Linked DNA regions of Homo sapiens: region 2 is linked to region 1. The links are chromatin contacts, found by Hi-C or POLR2A ChIA-PET in ENCODE. All regions are on one chromosome and are shown on one strand. Each heading gives the region's core, a stretch centred on a gene start or an enhancer-like site at or near the end of the contact. The rest is flanking DNA. Distances are from core to core; before and after follow the strand shown.

Evidence for each region. Hi-C counts contacts between places; a loop is a spot of excess contacts on that map. ChIA-PET counts read pairs that join two places held with the same protein, here RNA polymerase II (POLR2A). Pooled maps may share reads with other maps.
Region 2: a map of CD4-positive, alpha-beta memory T cell shows a loop between it and region 1 (2.6-fold over the local background). The contact joins two enhancer-like sites. A Hi-C loop is called at or near these places in 1 of 168 maps with a recorded cell type or tissue (CD4-positive, alpha-beta memory T cell) and 5 of 50 pooled maps. POLR2A ChIA-PET finds 5 or more read pairs at or near these places in 2 of 52 experiments (A673 and RWPE1).

What each region holds. Positions count from the first base shown.
Region 1 is chr1:91,549,245-91,555,879 of GRCh38, reverse strand. The region is part of intron 3 of LOC102723436 (a long non-coding RNA gene); the gene reads left to right. Among named protein-coding and RNA genes, the nearest start is that of CDC7, 52 kb to the right of the region's middle. Within about 2 kb of position 2,404, at least 3 of the 41 ENCODE cell types and tissues checked have a DNase peak (open chromatin) inside an H3K27ac peak, as active enhancers do.
Region 2 is chr1:91,648,110-91,654,744 of GRCh38, reverse strand. No RefSeq gene overlaps it. Among named protein-coding and RNA genes, the nearest start is that of CDC7, 150 kb to the right of the region's middle. Within about 2 kb of position 2,949, at least 17 of the 41 ENCODE cell types and tissues checked have a DNase peak (open chromatin) inside an H3K27ac peak, as active enhancers do.

The sequences.
Region 1 (6,635 bases), core at 1,155-3,654:
GAGGTCAGGATCCCTCCCTTGCCTCACAGGGATACCCTGACCACTCTGCTCCCACTCCCCATCTCTCACTGAAGGATTCATGTCTGATATGTGTGGATGAGTTATCCTCCCACGGGTGATCCTGCCCCACCAAAATCAAAGTGACTCTTATTCTAAGAAGCAAAAATTTGACCTCACAAACACACTGCTGTTTCATCCGAGGAGCCTACCCCATCCCCTGAAATAATATTTTGCACAAAACTTTCAATTAATTTACTACAATGTCCAGCAAAGATCCAGCACTTTAAAGCCGGATGACTCAACAGGAAGAGCTTTCAGTTTTCTTCCTGATTGTAAGTTTGTAGCCTAAATTTTTGAGTAGGTACAATTTAGAGAAGGAAGGCTGCCTTCTGCTCAGGATAAACAGGAAATTTGCCTATACAGTCAGTGTGAAGAGCTGTGTAGTAGAATGATCTGCCGATATTTAGCTTCTATTATAGTGTTCTCCTCATTCTTCCTTCTCCATCTCCCCCTCCAGCTTCTCTTCTCTACTAAAAAAGGTGTCAGAAAGTCTGGGAATACAGACTGTCCTAAAGCACTGCAAGTAGTTCCCTCCTCCTGACGGCAATAGAGCCCCCTAGAGACCATCCGGGTGACCAGTATGAAGAAGTCGGTGGGTAGCCCTATTTGTTGGAAGTGAGAAATAATGAGAACTTTTTATGTTTCAAAGATGGAATAGGAAAAGTTGTCAGACCTGCAATGTAATAGTCCCAGGGGATGAAGAGTATACAGAAGTTTGGGGTCTATAGGGCTGGACGGCCTGATACAATCTGATGCCACCCCTCTGGATGACTGGATCTTTGCAGAAAGGTCACATAAGGGACTGAAAGTTAGTACTAAGAACTAACTTTCTGCAGTTCTGGGAACTTAAGCAAGGGGCCATCTTGGCCAAGCTGAACACAAGGTTGATCATTTTCCTGAAGAGACCTTGCTGTGGTTTGAATGCGTTCCCTACAAAATTCATGTGTTGAAGCTTAATCTCCATGTGATGGTACTGAGTGGTGGGGCCTTTTGGGAAGTGATTAAGTCAGGAGAGCTCCGCCCTCATGAATGGATTAGTGCCTTGTAAAAGAGTGTGAGGAACTAGTTTCGGTCCATGTTGCTCTTCCACTCTTCTCCCATGGGAAAACACACTGTTCCTCCCCTTCAGAGAATAAAGCAAGAAGGTGCCATCTTGGAACCAGACACTGAACCTGCCAGTGCCTTGATCTTGGACTCCCAGCCTCCAGAATTGTGAGAAAGAAATTTCTGTTGATAATAAACTACCCAGGCTCAGGCATTTTGTTACTGTAGCACAAACAGACTCAGATAGACCTTGAATAGCCTGTGCAAAGCCTTGAACTAACATCATCTGAAGGCTCAAGTGGGCACTTTCCACAGCCATGTGGCAATGATCAGCAACATTTCCCCCCCTGGAGTGTGAAAGTCAGGCTGACCCTTCTTTTTGAATTATGTAAACCTCTGGGATTTTGGAAAAGTTATGGGGAGACAGAGGGCCCCAAGACGGAGAGGCTAGACTTTCTGCTAATCCCACAGTCTGATAAACCATGGGAACTTAGGCTACTTGTTTTGTGTAAAGAAGCTAAATGTGACAGTATTTACCCCCTGGGTTTGTGGAGCAGTCCTGTTGATTACACTCAGGATACATGTATACATAAGCAATTGAAAATGAGGTTTCACCACCAGCCCAAAGTTGAAAGCTGGTGAAGGGGCTGATCCCCAGCCTCTGTCTTGATGGTTCTGGGATTCACTGAGTCAAAAACACACAGCAGAAGCCACTTGATAATGTATTTTATACTTATAACAAGAAGCAGAAATGATCACTCTCGGGGGAAACAATGCTAAAACAAAACAAAATAAGAGCTTGAGCTTTGAGACAAGGTTTGCCACAGTCATTCTGCATGTAAATAAATATTTCCCTACAACTTACTCTCTGCCATGCACTATGCTAACTACTAGGGAATAAAATGAAAAACAAAGCAGACATAGTCCTTGCTCTCTAGTATTAAGGTAAAGAAATACGTTAATCAAATAATCACTCAAATAAATAAATAACTGCAGTTAACATTGAAAACTAATTATCTATTTTCAGCCCAATTAATTTCCAGCTAAGAAACAAGACAGATCAGCCTCTATGTATAAAGCTCAAGATACAAAAGAGTTAAGCCCTACATGTGGCCCTGTTAAGGCTGTCCCAGGGGGAAAAGAGGGACCCATTCATTAGTCCCGGGGCAATGGGTTGGTTCTTCCTCTACTGTCATTTCAGAGAATGTGCATTCCCTCTGGCATCCTGGCTGGCCCGGAAGGTCACTGCAGGCTCAGGATGCCACAAATACAGGATTGTTCACTTTCTTTGGCTGGGGAACTGGGCTGGGGACCAAGCTGGCCCACAAATGCAGGTTTTCCCACTTTATTTCAAGGGCAGCCAACTTCAGGGCCTTAAAAACGGGCTAATGGCAACAATGAGAGTGATGGTGAGGGGAGCCAAAGTCAATGCCATCGACAGGCCATGTTGCCTTCAGAAAATTTCCCAATCTTTGAAATAACTACAGAGTGATTGCCAGAGTGACTCAGAGGGGAGGAGAGTTGGAGTGACTTTGGCTACTAAGGTTGTGTGTTGAAATAATAAAAGGAATTTCCTAGGGATCCCCAATCTAGTCTATTTTTTAACAGTGTAGTTTCAATTTCTTCCTATAATTCTTAGGCATACCTTGAATGAATAGAGAATTTTCTGTTAATTAACCAATTCAATACTGATTAATTCTAGTTCACTCTTTTAATAGACGTAAGATCTTAGGTTACAATTAATCCATCTTTCATTTCATCTAACCAACAAACATATTTAGTGCCTATTATATATCAGACTGTGCTACAGTCGAAGAGGGGCACCTAACCCAGACTGAAGAGGAGAATAACAGAGAAGGGTGGCTTCCTATAGCAGAGATAAAGCTTTGGGGGTCGCCAAATTTCATGCCATCTATCACTTCCCAAGCACATGGGAAACTACACTTCCCAGACACCCTTAGGAGTCCTTAGGTTGGGGCCACATGACTGGATATCCAATAGGATAGAGCAGAAATGATGTATGCTACTCTCAGGCCTGGCCATAAAATTCACTGTGCAACTGTCCATGTTCCCACTTTCTTTCCCTTCTGTTGTAACCTCTGAATCCAGATGGCAGCAATATAAGATGAAAACAATAAGGATCTCTAAGTCACTGCTTAGAGGAGAGCCACAGAAGGACTATGGGGCTTATTTGCTATAACCTAGCCTTGCTTACTCTAATATGTACTCTGTAAAGGTGGGGACATCTAAGTTTAGTACTGAAGAAGAAAATATCTAGGCTATGTCAGGTAAGATGACCAACTTTGATGATCTTATTCCAGCTAGATGGGGAAAATAAAACTATATCAAAAAATAGCCAGCTTACCAAGCAAAATATCTTGATCAAATACTGAAGTCTTGAATGAACCTCAGTTTTCTGCTTGGGAACAACTGAGTATTGTGGTTGTAGTCACCAAAGTAAAGACTGTAGAAGTTTCCTGGAAAAGTCTGATTCATAGCTGAGAAAGTTCTAACAAGAATGTAGGAAGAAGTAGTAGGTTCATTGAAGGAATCACTTTCTAATCATAAAAATGGATCATCCAGCTCTTGACCCTCTGAAGTTCACAATTTAATGAGGTAGAATTGAGGAGATCAGAGGCAGAATGTCATGTTTATTCAAGTCCTAGAACCTTGGATCCAGAATTTTTCCTCTTCCAGGAAGCCTCTTCTACTCAAATGTTAAACATGTCTCTGCTTAAATGTTGCTTCCTTAGGGAACCTTTCTGACAGCTTGATATAAAGAAGTCATCCAGTTACTGTCTGTTGAATCTCCCTATTCTAATTCTCTGTGTAGTGCTTCCCACTCTCTGATACTTTTCTTGTTTATGAATTTTGTTTGTTTGATTATTGGCCATCTCCCTTCACTAGAATAGGGGAAGGAATACTTTGTTCATGTCTCTCTCTAGCATGTTTCCAAGTGGCTAGCACATAGTAGGAGCTCCATAAATGTTTATTGAATAAATAAATAATCCCAGGAGGCTAAAAAAGAATAAAAAAGCAAACGTTTTGTTTTGAGATAGATTTGTAAATATACTGAATGGCCAAGTTGGGATGTGTCTCAAATGAGAACTACAAGATGGCATATTTGTCATTCTGCATCAAAGAAAAACCAATGTCAATTGGCATCAATATCTTGACTCTTTTTTAAATTAAATTTTCTCAAGTGGTCACACGGGAGCAGGTCTATTTCTGGAGAATACCTTTTTTAGACTCAACAAAATCCCAGGGATGAACACAGTTTTGATATAATAGAATTTGTATACACTAAACCCCTTTATTGCAATATGTCTCCAATCGTTTGATGCCCTAGATGCAATTATTGCTTTAGAAGCTAAAGTAAGCAAATTCTCTTTTCAAAAGGAATATGAATTCTTGGGCTTGTGCCTCCACTTCCTGATCTAACTTCTCTGGACCCTGAGGCATGGGCATTGTAGAACTGAGTTATCAGATTTTAAGAGCATGTAGGGGGTCTGTTTTGTGACTTAATGTTATCTTCAGAAAATCAACTAAAATCTGTTTAAATATCATGTCTGAAATAAGTGTAAAGACTAAACGGATGTGGTTACAATCTTGAAACTAGAAGCTATAGCCAGAAAATAGGTCAAGAAAAAAATAGACACAAATTGCCTGGATCTTGGCCATAAAGGTCAAGTACTGCTGGTCACAAAACAAGGAGGATTCTTCAGAGAAACTGAGGGACTCACATAATAGTTCTAGTAACAATTACAACAACTAACATTTATTTAGTGCTTACTATGCGCCAGGCACTCTGCCAAGTGCTTATCATATATCATCTCATTTAATTCCTTGGAACATGTGCCGCTGGGGGCCATATTAGTAATTTCTATCTACCTGTCAGGAAACTGAGGTTAATTACTGCATTAGTCCATTCTAATATTGCTATAAAGAAATATCTGAGACTGGGTAATTTATAAAGAAAAAATGTTTAATTGGCTCATGGTTCTGCAGGCTGTACAGGAAGCATGATGCTGGCATCTGCTCGGCTTCTGGGGAGGCCTCAGGTAACTTACAATCATGGCTGAAGGAAAAGGGGAAGCAGACCTGTCTTACATGGTGGGAGCAGGAGCAAGAGAGAGAGAAGGGGGGAGATGCTGTACGCTTGTAAACAACCAGAACTTGTGAGAACTCACTCACTATCATGAGAACAGCACCAGGAGATTGTGCTAAATCATTCATGAAGGACCACCCCCATGATCCAATCACCTCCCACCAGGCCCCACTTCCAACACTGGGGATTACATCGCGACATGAGATTTGGTGGGGACAGATCCAAACCATATCAATTATCTTGCCTGAGTACAGACAGGTTTTCCTGACTCTAAAATTCAAGCTATTAACCGCAGTCTCTCCAACTTTAACATTCAAATTTCCCATTGTGAATGTCTGAAAAATGCTTACAGTTCTTTTTTTATTATTATTATACTTTAAGTTTTAGGGTACATGTGCACAACGTGCAGGTTTGTCACATATATATACATGTGTCATGTTGGTGTGCTGCACCCATTAACTCGTCATTTAACATTAGGTGTATCTCCTAATGCTATCCCTCCCCTGTACCCCCAATGCTTACAGTTCTAGAGTGACCAAAAAAAAAAAGTGAAATAAGAAAACATATAGATATATTTTATTTGAATCATTTTATAATAAAGAAGATGAAAATGTTCAATTCAGGAGACAGTATGTGGTATAGTGGAAAAAGTAAAGTGTGCCAAAGTCTCTGTGCCCTGTATCCTGCCATAACCATTCGTATGATTCCAATTCCCTCACTCACCTTCTGTCTCAGTTTGCTGATCTATAAAATGGAATGAATCCCTACCATATATTTTGCAGTCCCGAGAAATGTTTCTGAAAGGCCTAACAAATGAAGGATTCTAATTTAGGTGGTCTAAACAGTTTTAATACATTTTAGGACTTTATTTCACCGTGGCCCACCCAGTCACAGAAAAGAGAAATGCCACAGTATAATCCTCATCTGTGCCACAAGAAACTTAAGTCAGTCTCTGTGGCCTATATTATATTTTTTCTCTGGCCTATATTATACTTTTCCTCTGGCCTATATTATACTTTTTCTCTTAAGAGGAATAGAAAAGGGAAAATCTTATGTTTATGCTGAGGAGGCAGTGTGAAGTAGCTTGAAGGAAGGGTGTGTTCTCACCTCAGGTTCTCACCTCACAGCCATTGTGGGAGGCAGCTGGTATAGTGTGGCAGTCTGTAAAACATCAGGAGAGCTGAGGTTGTGCCACATCCATCTACTTAAATTCCTTCAACGTTTTTATTACTGCTGTGTAAATTATAAAGCTTCAGGATGTGTGTGTGTGTTTTCTAGGTAGAAAGCTTGGATCAACTTTACATGTATTATACTCAGACAAGATGAAGAAGGGATTCTTGGTCTGGCTGGCTGCCCCTAAGAGGCAGGGATAAATTAGGGAGGGCCTCAGATGTAGGGTGGGGGCTGGGGGATCTGTGAGGAA
Region 2 (6,635 bases), core at 1,700-4,199, 98 kb before region 1:
GAAAAGTGTTTAGAAAGGGATCAAGTCCTAGTGAATAGCCAGGAAGCAAGAAAGGACAAGGAACAGTGTTGGAGGTGGGGTTGGGAATGGGGGTGTTGGGTGAGAAGGGGATGGGAAAATTGGTAAAGAAAAATCTAGATGAGTCTAGATTCTTGTGGGGTGGGCAGGGGATTGGGGTAGAGAAGAGAGGATATGAAAAGTCCCACAGGGTTATAAATTAGACTCCCTTGAATGTCAAGAGACACAAGGAACAAGTGAAAGTCCTTTTCGATAATTTCTTTGTTGAATTTTGCTTCCTTGTTTTGGTGGTCCCCTGTGTTCTGGAGCTGGGCTTTGGGTATTGACTAGGGTAGACTTCAGTTAGATAATGACAGCCGGATTCAAGACACTGACAGTCCCTAACTTATGAATTTTCTACTTTACAATGGTACAAAAGCAATACACATTCAGTAAAAACCATACTTCGAATTTTGAATTTTGATTCAAAATTATTTATTGTAGCATTAGTATAAAATAGGCTCTGTGTTAGATGATTTTGCCCAACTGTAGGCTGATGTGCATGTTCTGATTGTGTTTAAGGTAGGCAAGGCTAAGCTATGATGTTCAGTAGGTTGGGTGTATTAAACGTATCTTCAATTTATGATCTTTTAAAATGTACAGTGGGTTTATTGGGACATAACCCCATCATAAGCTGAGGAGCATCTGTACTTGATTGAAGTTAGATAAAGTTTAAGTTTGACAAAGACTCTTGATTCAAGTCAAGGTTCTGGTCTTTAGGAGAGACAAAACATGGGGTGACAATCCTTACAGAATACTGTCATGAGAGGCTTATCCAACTCTGTTCATTAATTCATCCATTCATTCAAGCAACCAATCCTTTAGGAGGGGAGCAGCTCTGTTTCATTTTCCCTTACTCTTCCAACACCAGATGAGTGCCTATTCATTGTCCCACAAATGAGTGTTGCCTGCCTGACCTGTGCCAGCTGTACTTTACTCTACCAAGTACTGCTCTATGCCTGTGAACAGGCAGGAGTCTTCCTGAGCCGCCCTTATGGCCTTACTCTCTTTCAGAGGAGGCCTAGTCACAAATGAACAAATATGTTTATATTTACAAGGTGTGGTTTTGATAAATGCTATAAAGAAAATGCACATATTGGTGGGATAAAGAGTAAGGAATGTCTTGAGTTAGACTGGTTAAAGTAAGCCTCTCTGAGAAGGCATCATTTGTGCCCAAGTCTGAAGCATGAGACATGGCTGCCCATGGGGTGAGAAAGGACATATTTACTTTTTAAGCAAAGACAACAGCAAATGTAGAGGATGTCAGAACCAAAAGATCTTGGTAGTTTTTGAGGAACTGGAAGAAGGCCCACAGAATTATGTGCTGTTGTGAATTAAGAACTGAAACCACATCTTACTGACACTTTCCCCAAAAACACTCCTTTAGAATAGATGTTAATGAACATTCTATAACAAAATGCAACGCCAGCAGCATGTTTTCTGCTAACATTGAGAAAATTTCTGAGTACTTATAAGTTTGTTATTTGCCTTTTAGTTTGGTTTATGCTGTTCATCAACATATCTTTAAAAATTTTTATATAGGTCATATTTATCCAACTTTTCGCTAATGGTTTCTGCTTTTGGGATCATCCACAGAAAGTCTCCCCTATCTCATAATTACATAATTACCTAGCTTTTCCTCTAGGACTTTTACAATTTGATATTTTACAATGAAATCTTTAACTCATCCGGATATTTTTAGATGTGCCCCTCTTTTGATGTCCTTGTCTCTCAGTAAGGCAGAATGCTTTCTTTATCTAGCTTCCTCATTTCTTGTTATATTAATTTATTAATTCCTGGGCATTTAAAATTTTGTTGTTGTTGTTGCTATTGTGAAAGGAATTTTTTTCCCATTGTATTTTCTAACTGGTTATTGTAGGCATTTGGGAAGAACTCTGTCTCTCTATGCTTTTTATATGAGAATATGGTGACCAGTCATCGGACTGAGGCCTCAGGCCTAGTGGTCTTCCAGTTGACTTGCTGGTCTTCCAAGAGTTAAAACTGAAAAACGATATTATTTCTTTCTAGTCCTTTTAATCTGAAAGTCACAAAATAGTACCTTGTTTTGATTGCATTTCTTTGGCGACTGTTGGGGATGAACATCTTTGCACACATTCATTTGGCATTTGTTTTCCTATAGTGAACTGTCCATTCATATACTTCGTTAATTCCTCTATTTGGTATTTGTCATGCTTTTATCAATCTGATAAAATTATTTTAATTCATTTCCACTTGAAAAATATACACTAACCTATTATTTCTGCCCAGAGAGGAAGAGTCACCAAATATCAGATACAAATGTGAGCATGGGAGCACTCTAGAAAGGCTAGGAATCACTGCTGGAGGCTGCACGCCTGTACATTAACTTTTTGTCCCTTGGTCCTTAAAATCCTATAGGAAGCAGCCAGGTGACCAGTAAAACAGGCATCCTGCATGGAGAAGGTGCTGTTCCAAATCAAGCAGCCCCAGAGCCTCCTTGGCCCCAGCCCTCCCTAAGTTGTCACCTACTGGGCCCCCACCTCCCTTCACACCGGGTGGTCTCCCTGACAGGTTTGAAGGGATTATCCAGGATCAATATTAGAAATAGTTGTATTTTTTTCTAACTGGAGTTAAGTTTATAAGCTTTTTTTATGTAACCACCAAACACCAGAAATAAAAATCTGGATGAGAGCCAGTTTGACTTGGAGCCAGCACACTTTCCCATAGCCAGGGAGCTCGCCCTTCATCCCAGTTGTTTTTCCCCTAGTTACTGACATTTCCTCCCAAAAGCTGAATCAACTTCTCAAATTCTTCATCTGAGTAATTCAGGCCCCCAGTGATTCCTAGAAATCTTGCCCTCCCAGTCCAGCCCCCACCCCCAGCCCAGCCTCTGACACCTGAGCTGCAACTGGGGCCAGAGGAGGCCCAGGCTCCATGCGGTGGCCCAAGCCACGTGACCTGGCCTCTGGCTCTTAGAAAGTTTCTGGGGGAGTTTTAATTGCCGGCTCTGCAAATGCAAAATGAGGCCCTGGTGGACGGGGGAGAGGGGAGCAAGAGCATCTGCAGGCTGGTCCGGTAAAGAAGGGTGGGAAGAGGTCTTGTTCATACTAATTCCTAACTAAGGGCTAGAAGAAGACCAGCGTCCATGCACAGTTTATCACCCAACACATATGTGTTGAGCACCAGCTGTGTACCAGGCACTCTCCTAGGCACAAGTGAACAAGACCAGCCTGGTCCCTTCCCTGGTAACAGTTACTGCCCGGTGGGAAAGACAGACATGGAACAAGTAATTTCACATCACAAGCTCAATAGTCACAAGTGTGAGAATTCTGCTTATACAAGTGGGAACAATTTCATGGCCTTGCTTATGAGCTCTTTTCCTTTGAAAGGATTCAGAGAAGTGGCAACAAGACTGCCCCAGGGATTTTTGATAGCGCTCCTTTCTTTTGCCTCCTACATTTCAGGGTGGGCCATCCTGGGAAAACAGTCCTCCCTGGCCTGAGTGAGACCAGAAAGGGACGGCATGGGAGAGGCTAGGCAGTGTTGGAGTCACCCTCTCCTCCCTGCTTGGGAAACTGGTCTTGAGGTTCAGCCTTGCCACTCTCATGACCTTCCACAGCACTTGAGACTGGTCCGAGACTCAGCCAGATCACCCCAGGTTGGCCTTGGAAGTCACCTCTGAGTCAGTTCTCACTGACTAGCACATCCAGGGCTCCTCCCCTCATCTCCCTGCTCTTTTCTGCTCAGAACTCATGTTCCAGATGGACTCAGCTGGCAAGTGTTTGAGACATGTCTCAGCATCTTGTGATGTGTTACTGAACCTCTGGGCCTTGTGTGGGCTGAGTCACTGACTCTGACTTGATCCCTGATGCATATTGGCCCCTTCTTCCTGGGTCCAAAAACCAAAGCCCATCTTTGGAATGCAGGCCACAGAGTGCCTGCCACCAGGCCTGGAGGGGACCACTCTCCAGGGAGGGACAGTCAGTTGGACCTATCTGCAGTTTTTCTGTTCTCTCCCTTTTTCCTCTATACTGATTCTTTCTGGGAATGTGTTTGTCAAGGGAAGGGGATATAAGGACCATCCCAGACACTGGGCCTTTCTCCCTCCCAGCTCTCTTCCTCACCTCACTTTTGTTCTACCTGAGCTATGAGACCAAATACAGCTGGGAATCCTGCCTTGACAGGAATATTCTTCTATCAAAAAAGATGAATTGTTTTTCTAGCAACTTGGGGTAGGTGGTGAATCGGTGAGATCAGGAAATGAGAGGGGAGGCAGCTTTTCTCTTGTCATGGTTGAGAGCATGGATGCCAAATTTAGACTGTCTGGATTTAGACTCCGGCATTGCCACTTCCTAGCTGAATCGACTTGGGTAAGTTTCCTGTGCCTCAGTTTCCTCATCTATAAAATATGAATAAGCACCCAACTCATAAGACTGTTGTAAAGATAAAATGAGCTACAACATCACAGAACTGTAAAAAGTCCCTAAGATATAAGCGTTAGTAGTAGTGCTTCTTATTGTTGGTATGATAAGCTCTTAGGGAGGTTCTTGTTTGTAGCTTTTTGCAGCTTCAGGCTGGTATTTTTACATACGGATTCCCTTCTCTGCCTTTTCTGCATCAATACTCCATTGCTACTCTGGCATCTTTTCTTCCATTTCTGCCAATCCAGATCAGTAACAACTGGCTGGACCACCTCCTTTACTCTACTATTTCTGGGAACTAGTTCACCAAGGTTTAGGTGAGAGCTGGACAGGAGAAACTCATTCCTAACTTGAACTCCTCTTTTTTCCCCAAGCCTGAGGCCTTGCTCTTCTATGGCAGTCTTTCCAAGGAGAGCCTGTTTGAAGCATCCATACATCTATTCATTGATCCATTTATTCCATTTGTTCTACAGCCACTTTTTTTTTTTTTTTTTGAGACAGAGTCTCGCTCTGTCACCCAGGCTGGAGTGCAGTGGCACGATCTCGGCTCACTGCAAGCTCCGCCTCCCAGGTTCACGCCATTCTCCTGCCTCAGCCTCCCGAGTAGCTGGGACTACAGGCACCCGCCACCGCCCAGCTAATTTTTTTGTATTTTTAGTAGAGACGGGGTTTCACCGCATTAGCCAGGATGGTCTCAATCTCCTGACCTCATGATCCGCCCACCTTGGCCTCCCAAAGTGCTGGGATTACAGGCGTGAGCCACCGCGCCCGGCCTCTACAGCCACTTTTAAACATCTGTCAAGTACTGTGAGAAGTACTAGCTCTAAAAAGAAAAATGTTCGGTTCTTGTGCTCAAGGAGGTCAAAGTCACAGGCAGTGACAATTCTGGTATATTAAGCGTTGTTATGAATGCAGGAGTGGGGTACTTTAAATGCACAAGGGAGGTACCTGACCCAGTGCTGAGTGTGAGGGGTTAATGATGCTCTGTGCTGGGTTCTGGAAGGTTAAAAGGACTTGGTCAGGTGAAATGAAGAAAGGACATTCCAGGCTGTGAAAGCAGCATCTGCGAAGGCCTGGAGAGAAAGAGAGCAGGCTCAGAGCTTGGTGGGGATTCAGTGCCCACCCCCCGCCACCCCCAGGAAGGAGAGGGAGCATAGCTTGGGGTAGGGGAGGGGGTAATCCAGGAAAGTATGGGGACTGCTCTCTAGCTTTTCCATTGGCGGTCTGGATCTGGCATATTTACCCTACAGTCTCTTACTCTCTAATACTCCATCTCAAATAGTGTCCATAAAAGGGAGTTAGTTTTAGTAATTCTCACATGACCTATATGAAGCTAGAAGGATTTGTTATGTGTTCTATGGTGTTATTAATATGTTTCCAGACTTCTGGTCAAACAACAGATTTAACACATATGTTTAAGCCAGATGCCTTGTAGAAATATCAATAAAATGAGAACAGAAGAAGGAAAATAGGTATACACTCGTGAAGTCAATCAATATAGGAGAGGAGATAATAGCAGATGAAAAATACCAATATGTTTTTGGAATATTAAAATGAGATGAAACAGCTAGAGACTGAAAGGTGTCTTTGATTCGGTTCCCAGTGAAACAGACCCAGAGATGGAAATCTGGTGCTGGAAGTTTACTGGGCAGAGCTCTTGGGTACGTCACCTGTTGGGGAGTGAAAGAAGCAGGACTGAGTAGAGACAGGTGGAGCTGAGATGGAGTCACAGCACAGTCGCAGAAGACCTCATAGGAAGCCCTTCAGAGTGGTCCCAAATTAAGGCAAGGGGCTTAGGCCTTGGGATAACTTTGGATGTGGCAGTTCCCATCATCCATGGTCAATTCCTAGGAATGTCATCAGCCAATACTCCTAGCAGCTGGGAAATGAGACCTCCATCAAAAGGGGGCCATCTGAGTGGTGCGCCCCAACATTCTTAAAAGAGAATTCAAAGGAGAAGCAAGCCCATTCACACCGCAGAACACTGCGGACAAAAGGAGACGTGGGTCTGAAACAGGAACATTGAGAGGTACGCATCTCTCCCCAACCCTGCCAGGGGACCGAAGGTTTACTGTGGAGTAAACTTTAACCAGAGAGGTTTCAGACCCAAAACACCAGATGTAGCAAAGAGGTCCAGGGCAGGCAACTGAAAACAGAAAAACAGTGGAAAGAGTCTTC